2 separate regions of the Homo sapiens genome follow, and region 2 is linked to region 1. A link is an interaction called in ENCODE POLR2A ChIA-PET data of the cell type or tissue named here. Cell type or tissue: GM12878. All regions are shown on one strand.

What was found. Peaks named below come from ENCODE experiments on the same cell type or tissue, not always from the same donor. Only the 100,000 strongest peaks of a DNase experiment are listed, where the experiment ranks them.
Region 2: POLR2A ChIA-PET joins it to region 1 with 5 read pairs; 2 of 35 experiments call an interaction of 5 or more read pairs at or near these places.

Annotation. Positions count from the first base shown.
Region 1 is chr3:136,169,017-136,174,016 of GRCh38, forward strand. All of the region lies in intron 1 of MSL2 (MSL complex subunit 2), which reads right to left. Among named protein-coding and RNA genes, the nearest start is that of MSL2, 25 kb to the right of the region's middle. In GM12878, no CTCF peak of the experiment used is centred here; no DNase peak of the experiment used is centred here; H3K27ac peaks cover 462 bases.
Region 2 is chr3:136,413,021-136,418,020 of GRCh38, forward strand. STAG1 (STAG1 cohesin complex component) reads right to left here. Exons shown (of 34, transcript NM_005862.3): 21 at 4,865-4,952. Among named protein-coding and RNA genes, the nearest start is that of PCCB, 170 kb to the left of the region's middle. In GM12878, no CTCF peak of the experiment used is centred here; no DNase peak of the experiment used is centred here.

The DNA.
Region 1 (5,000 bases):
AGGCTCTTGATCAAAAGACAGGATGGTAACTTAAGCAATGACAAAACATTTTTAATGGATGACAAGAGGCGCACTTTATCTTGGAAAGGCACTCTGAAACGCTGCAAACAGAAAATCTTCCACTATTTTGTACAGGAATGTAGTCTTGGATTCTGCCAGGCAAATCTTTCCTGTACCATGGGGGCATGGCTTGTTTTTGTTGTTGTTGTTTTGGCGGGGGGGGGGGGGGGGGGGGGTGCTTATTTTTTAAATGGTTACGGGTACATAATTTTTGTGCATATGTATGGGGGTACACGTGATATTCTGACAAGCATATAACCTGTAACAATCAAATGAGGCTAACTGGAATATCCATCACCTCAAACATTTATCATTTCCTTGTGTTGGGAACATTCCAAATCCACTCCTATTATTGGTTTTGGTGGGTTGTTTGTTTTTTGTGTTTTTTTTGAGACGCAGTCTCACTCTGTCACCTAGGCTGCAGTGGAGTGGCATAATCTGGGCTCACTGCAACCTCTGCCTCCCTGGTTCAAGCAATTCTCCTGCCTCAACCTCCTGAGTAACTGGGATTACAGGTGCACACCACCACGCCCAGCTAATATTTTGTATTTTTAGTAGAGACGGGGTTTCACCATGTTGGCCAGGGTGGTCTTGAACTCCTCCTGACCTCAGGTGATCCACCTGCCTCGGCCTCCCAAAGTGCTGGGATTACAGGCGTGAGCCACCGCACCCAGCCTCTACGTGTTTTGAAATATACAATAAATCATGGTTAACTGGCCAGGCACGCTCCAGCACTTTGGGAGGCCAAGGTGGATTGATCACTTGAGGTCAGGAGTTCAAGACCAGCCTGGTCAACATGGTAAAACCTCATCTCTACTAAAAATAAAAAAGTAGCCAGGTGTGGTGGCAGATGCCTGTAATCCCAGTTACTCGGGCTGAGGCACAAATCATTTGAGCCCAGGAGGTGAAAGATGCAGTGATCCAGGATCGCGCCACTGCACTCCAGCCTGGGCGACAGAGAGACTCCATTAAAAAAAAAAAAATCAGCGGGGCGGTGGCTCATGTCTATAATCCCAGCACTTTGGGAGGCTGAGGCAGGCAGATCACCTGAGGTCAGGGGTTCACGACCAGCCTGGCCAACATGGTGAAACCCCGTCTCTACTTAAAAATATATATATATACAAAAATTAGCTGGGCGTGGTGGTGCATGCCTGTAATCCCATCTACTCAGGAGGCTGAGGCAGGAGAATCATTTGAGCCCAGGAGGCAGAAGCTACAGTGAGCCGACATCACACTACTGCACTCCAGCCTGGGAGACAAGAGCAAAAATCCCTCTCAAAAAAAAAAAACCATTGTTAACTATAGTCATTCTACTGTGTGACTGAAGTACAAGACCTTTCCATAAAGACTCAATCCAACCATATTTGTTTCAAATATACTTCACAGCTTTCCATTTTCTACAGGATGACCAAAAGGAAAAAAAACTCTGTCCTTTTTTTTTTTTTTTTTTTTTTTTGAGATGGGAGTCTCGCTCTGTCGCCAGGCTGGAGTGCAGTGGCGTGATCTCGGCTCACTGCTGCCTCCTGGGTTCAAGCGATTCTCCTGCCTCAGCCTCCCGAGTAGCTGGGACTACAGGCGTGCGTCACCATGCCCAGCTAATTTTTGTATTTTTAGTAGAGACATTCACTATGTTGGCCAGGATGGTCTCGATCTCTTGACTTCGTGATCCGCCCACCTCAGCCTCCCAAAGTGCTGGGATTACAGGCGTGAGCCACTGTGCCCAGCCTGTCCATATTTTTAAATAACTCCAATCAGGCCAAAAAAGAATACAAGCCTGATCTCAAACTGGCAGGGGGATACCTTTTTAATTTATAAAAGGAGGTAAAAATGAGGTAGCAGAACCCTAACAATGATGGGAGGGAAAAGAGGCCAATTATATGCCAAGATTTGTTCAATATGTTTGAGAAAGTATTCTACTTTCTGTTCCATCCCGAAACATGTCCTAATGATGAATGTTTTCTGTATGTTTGGCATTGTAAAAGTAATCATTTTCTTTCATTATATTATTACTCAACATTTACCTGGGTATGTCTCACAAACATGAGAAAATGAGACATGTTAAATCTTTAAAAATTTAGCAAGTCATTGCTGTTTCAAATCAAAAGGAAGTGTAAAGTTAGTCACTGTTACAAGTCAGATTCCTAGGCATGCAAACTCTTAGGACAGGTTAGTGTGCAGAAAACTTATGAAGAGCTTCTCTCAGGATTATCATTTGTAAAGGAAGGAAGGAAGTGGCTGGGATGAACTCACAAAAAAGGCCTCAGATGACCCAAAAGAAACTCTAAAGCTGAATGACTCCTTAGGGTTGTCCTATGCTGGGCCCAAGGAGCCAGGTACTTTAATGAACCAGAACCTGGAGGCACACTACTCACAACGAAAGCATGTGACCATGAATGAGTTGCTCTCTTCAGCCAAGGATGATTCCCAGACAGGTCTCACAGCCTCAGCAGCACACCCACTAGCTAAAAGAATGAATTTCTTTAAGCCTTAAGTGGGGATTTGGGTATTACATCATGGCATCCACTACAATCAGTAATTCTGTAACTGTCCAAGTCTGACAAATTTTGAGTAAAACAATGTCATATATATTAATAGTGTGCTCCTAAGTGATTTGGCCCTCAGTTTCTTAAAGCTATTAACTAAATATCTAGGTTCTTTTCACAGCTGTAAAATTTGATGATTCCAAGACGTATGGCCAGGTCTATAAAGGGTGTATCAAAAGCCTTGCATTTGGGTATAATTAATTTTCACTAGGTATCATGTTGAGGTAACAGGTATGTATGTGAGAGTTTTATTCTACTTTGTATGTTGAAACTTTTTCTTTTTTTTGGAGACAGGGTCCCACTCTGTTGCCCAGTCGCTTAGGATGAAGTGCAGTGTCATGGCTCATCGTAGCCTCAACCTCCTGGGGCTCAAGCAATCCTCCTAACTCAGCCTTCTGCGTAGGTGGGACCACAACTCCTGGCTCAAGCGATCCACCCACCTTGGCCTCCCAAAGGGCTGGGATTACAGGCGTGAGCCACCGCACCTGGCCTGTATATTGAAATTTTCTATAAACGTGACAAAATAAAGTCCAATGAAAGCTTGAATATTTCTACTTATGTCAATTTTTTCATGCTTCCAAATTTACCAGAAGGTTTACATATTTAAGTATTCTCCCTCTCTCCACCTCTCATCATACTCATACTCACTCCCCGACAACACATACACACATACAGTACCCTTTTCTTCTTCCCTCCTACGTAAATCCTCCTCTCCCTCCAATGCTTTGGCTCACATACCTCCCATACTCCCCCCACCCAGTTACCTATACCTAATGTTATTTATACCCTCTCTCTCACTTCCACCTTCAACCTTCCTTCCTATAGCAACTCCCCATCCAGTTATTCCCTATGCAGAAGCTTCTCACCAGAATGTGTCTTCTAATGAAAGGCAAAAATTGCTAATCCCAAATGTAGTGGGCACTTCTGGTTCATTATTCTTCCCTTGAAATGCTCTCCTCCTTTCTCCCCTAACACTGTCTCCGTCATCTCCTCTACATCCTCTTCTGTCCCCTCATTAATTTTAGTATTTCCCATGTTTCCTTAATAGGATCTACTCTCCTTACTCCCTTTCAGTAATCCTTAGTAATCCTTACTGACACAGACCCCTTTGAGAATCTGACTATACAAATGTGTACGTCTTCAGTTCAAGAGCTAATAAAAAAAAAAGTACAAATTGTTGTTCAGAATCTTATGAGGATCATTAATCTTTTCCCCTTTTGAAACAGACATGACACCATACAAACTTTAAAACTGACCTACGGGGCCGGGCACAGTGGCTCACACCTGTAATCCCAGTACTTTGGGAGGCCAAGGCAAGAGGATCACTTGAGGTCAGGAGTTCAAGACCTGACTGTCCAACATGGCGAAACCCTACCTCTACTAAAAATACAAAACCAGCCAGGCATGGTGGTGTGCGCCTGTAATCCCAGCTACTTGGGAGGCTGAGGCACAAAAATCGCTTGAACCCAGAAAGCAGAGGTTGCAGTGAGCTGAGATCACGCCACTGCACTCCAGCCTGGGCGACAGAGCAAGACTTTGTCTCAAAATAAACAAACAAACAAACAAAAGAAGGTGGAACATACTTCTTTCTAGAGTGATTGCCCATAAAGCTGTTTTAACTACTGTTCATAAACTGGTGACTTCTGAATCTGTATCTCCAACTCAAATCTTTCTCCCCTGAACTTCAGACCCAATATCGAAGTGCCTACTAGGAATCTCATCTCTCTTTTGCCAACCCACAGGTAATTCAAGCTTAACATGAGCAAATATAAATTTTATCTCCCATAAATCCCCACCTAAAAGCCTGGTCTTCCTCCTGCATCCCTTATTCTCTTGGTACTGACACTATCATTCATTCACAAACTAAATACCTTGAAACCACCCAGACTCTTCACCTCCATTCCATATCCAATTGTTCTCCCTGCATGTAGTTTATAAAAATCTGCCAATTCCACCCCTTCAGGTTTTATTTGCATGACTACTACTGCCTTAGTTCAACCTTCATCATTGTTCACCCCGAATTTCGAGTTTTCTAGCTTATCTCCGTGCCTTACCTAATCAATTCATCTTCCACACTGCCACCATATGATCTTTCTAAAACACAAGTCTGATTACATGCCTTTCTCTTGAAAACCCTTGAAGCGAACTTTAAAATCCAAAGACTTTGGAATGACATATAAGGCCTTCCAGAATCTAGCCCCTACCTACCTGTCTTCCACCCCAAATCTCATTTCACTAAGCTTTCTCCAAGAACTCCATACTCCATTCTCACCCACCACTGACCATTCCAAAACATGCAATGCTTACTCATCCTCCATGATTTGCTGTTCCTAGAATGTCCTTCTTCCTGCCTTGCATGGTCAATTCTTCTTCAAAAATCAATTCAAATATGACCTC
Region 2 (5,000 bases), 240 kb after region 1:
CCTGGCTACTTTTTTGTATTTTTAGTACAGACAGGGTTTTGCCATGTAGGCCAGGCTGGTCTCGAACTCCTGACCTCAAGTGATCTACCCACCTCGGTCTACCAAAGTGCTGGGATTGCAAGTGTGAGCCACCTTGCCTGGCCTAATATATATTTTATATATGCATATTAACATGTGTAACACACACATTATATATTATATATAATTTATATAATGTATACTATATATAATATATATCGTATATTACATATCGTATACAATATATATCGTATACAATATATATTATATATACATAGTGTCTAAGTGCGGAAATCTGGGAAAATATTGAAAATGGATTAGGTGAATTTTCTGTAACATGTCTATAATTTGATTGTTTTTTAAATTTATTTTAAAAAATTATTAGAATACGTAATTTCTTTTTGATCTGCCACATATTATTATTATTATTTTTTTTTGAGATGGAGTTTTGCTCTTGTTGCCCAGGCTGGAGTGCAATGGCGTGATCTTGGCTCACCGCAACCTCTGCCTCCCAGGTGCAAGCGATTCTCCTGACTCAGCCTCCCGAGTAGTTGAAATTACAGACATGTGCCACCATGCCCAGCTAATTTTGTATTTTTAGTAGAGGCAGCATTTTGCCATATTGGCCAGGCTGGTCTCGAACTTCTGGTCTTATGTGATCTGCCTGCCTCAGTCTCCCAAAATGCTTGGATTACAGGTGTGTGCCACCATGCCTGGTCAGTCTTCCACATATTCTAAAACTACTATGGTTAAAACAGTACTGATATGATAAAAGATAAATCACTAGGAGGAGAAAAAATATACAAATACATAGGTGTACCCTGAATATAGCGCAAGTTTACTCCCAGACCATCACAAAAAAGCAAATATTGTAATAAAGCAAGTCACAAAACCTTTGGTTTCGCAGTGCATATAAAAGTGTGCAATAGCATTATGTCTGAAAAAACAATGTACATAGCTTAACTAAAAAATGTAATACTTTATTGCTAGAAAATGCTAATGATCACCTGACTCTTCAGTGAGTCATAATTTTTTCAGTGGTGGAGGGTCTTGCTTGAAATGTTGATGGCTGCTGACTTAACAGGGTCGTTGTTGAAGGTTGGGGTGACTATGGCAATTTCTCAAGATGACAGTGAAGTTTGCTGCATCAATTGATTCTTCCTTTCATAAAAGATTTCTCTGTAGCATGTGATGCTGTTTGACAACATTTTCTCCACAGACCTTCTTTCAAAACTGGAGACAACCCTCTCCCACCCTTGTCACTGCTTTATCAACTAAGTTTATGTAATATCCTAAATCCTTCGTTGTCATTTTAACAATGTTCACAGCATCTTCACTAGGACTAAATACCATCTCTTTCATTGCTCATCCGTAAGAATTAACTCCTCATCTCTTCAAGTTTGAGCAGGAGATAGCAGCAACTCAGGCAAATTTTCTGGCTCCACTTCTAATTCTAGCTCTCTTGCTATCTCCACTACATCTGGGTGACTTCCTCCACTTGTCTTAACCCCTCAAAGTCATCCATGAACACTGATATCAACTTCTTCCAAACTCCTGTTAATGTTGATAGTTGGACCTCCTCCCATGAATCACTAATTTCTTAATGGTATCTAGAATGGTGAATCCTTCCCAGAAGTTTCTCAATTTTCTTGCCCAGATGCATCAACAGAGTCACTTTCTATGGCAGCCACAAGGCTTATGCAATGTTTTTTCTTAAATAATTAAGGCTTGAAAGTAAAAATTACTTCTGTTGTGTTAACAGTCATGAAAAATGAGAGAAGTGTGACTCTTCCACTTGAACATTAAGGAACATTGTAGAGTTATTAAGTGGCCTAATTTCAATATTGTTTTGTCTCAGGGAATAGGGAGGCCTGTGAGGGAAAGGGATCAGGGAAGGGCCTGTCAATGGAGCAGTCAAAACACACATAACATTGATGGATTAGGTCCACCATCTTATGTGGGTACAGTTCATGGTGCCCCAAAACAATTACAATAGAACATCAAAGATTACTGATCACCAATCACCATAGCAGATTTAATACTAATGAAAAAGTCTGAAATAACCAAGATTTACCAAAATGTGACACAGAAACACTAAGTCAGCATATGCTGTTGGGAAAATGGCACTGATAGCCTTGCTTGATGCAGGGTTGCCACAAACCTTCAATTTGAAAAAAACCACGCAATAAAGCAAAGCACAATAAAATGAGGTCTGCTTGTGTAACAATTCAGTGAAGGAAGGAACTAGGAACTTCTAGTTGAATTGGTTATTATAAAAAAAAAACAAAAGACAAACAAAAAAGTCAAACATATAGCTAATATAATCTCCCCAAACAGCTAGACAGTTTTAAGGTATCTTCAAAACATTAAGCACAACTGAGGGTCAACAGTAATAAATATTTTGGTAGCTCTTCAGTATCCCTGCTCCAAAAGGTATTTTCTCTGAATTCTTATTGTAAGTACACAGTTGGAACCTTAAAAAGTGAGCTTGCATGGTTGTATTAAGAAGTGGTTGAGGGCCGGGTGCGGTGGCTCATGCCTGAAATCCCAACACTTTGGGAAGCCAAGGCAAGCAGGTCACTTGAGGTCAGGAGTTCAAGACAGCCTGGCCAACATGGGGAAACCTCGTCTCCACTAAAACCCAAAAATTAGCCCAGCGTGGTGACGCAGCTACTCAGGCGGCCGAGGCGGAAGAATCGCTTGAACCCAGGAAGCGGAGGTCACAGTGAGCTGAGACCACGCCACTGTACTCCAGCCTGGGTGACAGAGCGAGACTCGGTCTCAAACAAACAAACAAAAAAGAAGTGGTTAAATACAGAATTTCTGTATTTTCAACAGTATCTTAAGAGATATTTCTCAGAGCTGCTAAAATGAACAAGAGTACAATCTAGTCATATTTGAGTCATGCACTCAAACTTCATACACATGGTTAAAAATACGTGTTCAAGAAATTAACAAAGTTAAAGCCATAAAACTTTTTTTTTTTTTGAGACGGAGTCTTGCTCATCGCCCAGGCTGGAGTGCAGTGGTACAATCTCTGCTCACTGCAACCTCTACCTACTGGGTTCCAGTGATTCTCCTGCCTCAGCCTCCCGAGTAGCTGGGACTACAGGTGCCCGCCACCGTGCCTGGCTAATTTTTGTATTTTTAGTAGAGATGGGGTTTTGCCATATTGGCCAGGTTGGTCTCAAACTCCTGGCCTTGTGATCCGCCCACCTTGGCCTCCCAAAGTGCTGGGATTACAGGTGTGAGCCACCGCGCCCAGCCCCTAAAGCCACAAAACTTTTAATGTCACATAAGTATGTACTTTTATCCAACAATAAAAATGGAGGAAATAAGACATATGCAATGAACATAAGCAACAGAAAACCAAAATAACAAAGACGACAACACTGTGAAGCTGTCACAAGTCAGTACTAGCACAATAATGATGGTATAGTAAGTCTAAAAATTTTGACACAGTAGATGAAACAGAGATGTACTCTTATTCTCTCCCTGGAGAAAATGGAGAAAAGGATAAAAAGAATATCTTAACTCTCTCATTCACTTTCAACTTAGAAGCATGGCTTGAAAATATGAGTGAATTTTATTTAGGTTGCTGGTCTGAGATGAAGAGAGGATGGGAAGTTGATGTCAGCAATACATTTTAAAAAAGAGAGGGTAAAATATTTAGTGTCTTTTCACAAACTACAATAAAAACACCTAATATAATCAGGGACATTTGTAGGGACCAAGAAAATGACTAATGTTAGGCAATTTAAATGAATTAATCACAGCAATAATAAAGTACTGTTTTCATAATTAACTTTTTTTTTTTTTTTTTTTGAGACAGAGTCTCACTCTGTCACCAAGGCTGAAGTGCAGTGGCACCATCTTGGCTCACTCCAACCTCCGTCTCCCAGGTTCAAGCGATTCTCCAGCCTCAGCCTCCCAAGTAGCTGGGGACTACAGGCGCATGCCACTGCATCTGGCTAATTTTTTTATTTTTAGTAGAGATGGGGTTTCACCATGTTGGCCAGGCTGGTCTCGAACTTCTGACCTCAGGTGATCCACCCTGCCTTGGCTTCCCAAAAGGCTGGAATTATAGGCGTGAACCACTGTGCCCAGCCCATGATTAATTTTTAATATAAGATTATTATTGTATCTGTTGAAATTCTTACTGCTTTAGAGTAATAAGGTATCATCTAAGCATTCTATACTACCAAATGGAAATGAATGAGATAACCCCTAAATATTACCTACACTTAATGATGGAGATGATATTTTGGTCTACATGAATATCTGCAGTGTACAAAATAACTCCTTCCTTTCTCATACTGAATCAAGTAGAGTAATTATTCTACTGAAGTCTCTTTCAGATTAGGCAAAGTTTGTTGAATTTCTGCCCCTTCTACTCTAACTTGTATATATGAGTGTACAAAGTTCTAAAGTCTATTAAAGGCTGCCATGTTAATTTAACTATGGTTCTAATATAAAAACTAAGCCATACTTAATATGATTAATACCTAGAACACGGCTGGAATATACCCATCATCAATTTTCATTATCCAAAGTTTTAAAATTGCTGCCATAGATATTAATGGTATTTCTCCTAATAGAGAAAAGTCTACCTTAACAGTAAAATTTTTAAGATATGTTATAGCAAAAGTTTTTTCTACTCTTAACACATAAGCCAGTATAATACACCTATCAATAACATTTAATTACTACAGCAATAATTCTCTCAAAAGAGGCAGCTGCCCTAATGAATCGTCAATTACTTTCTATAAAAGGCTTCTGATAATCATATGACTTCAGAAAAACAACTTTCTAGAGTCATACAGAAGGAATACCAATAAACTCCTACCTGTTCTGGCATGGCTCCATGTTCAATTCCAGTCTTCAATAATCTGTAGCAATTACCAAAGAGATCCCATTTTGTGAGATCATGTGCACTGAAATAAACAAAAATGCATCTGTTTTATTCTAGAATGGAAGGAAAT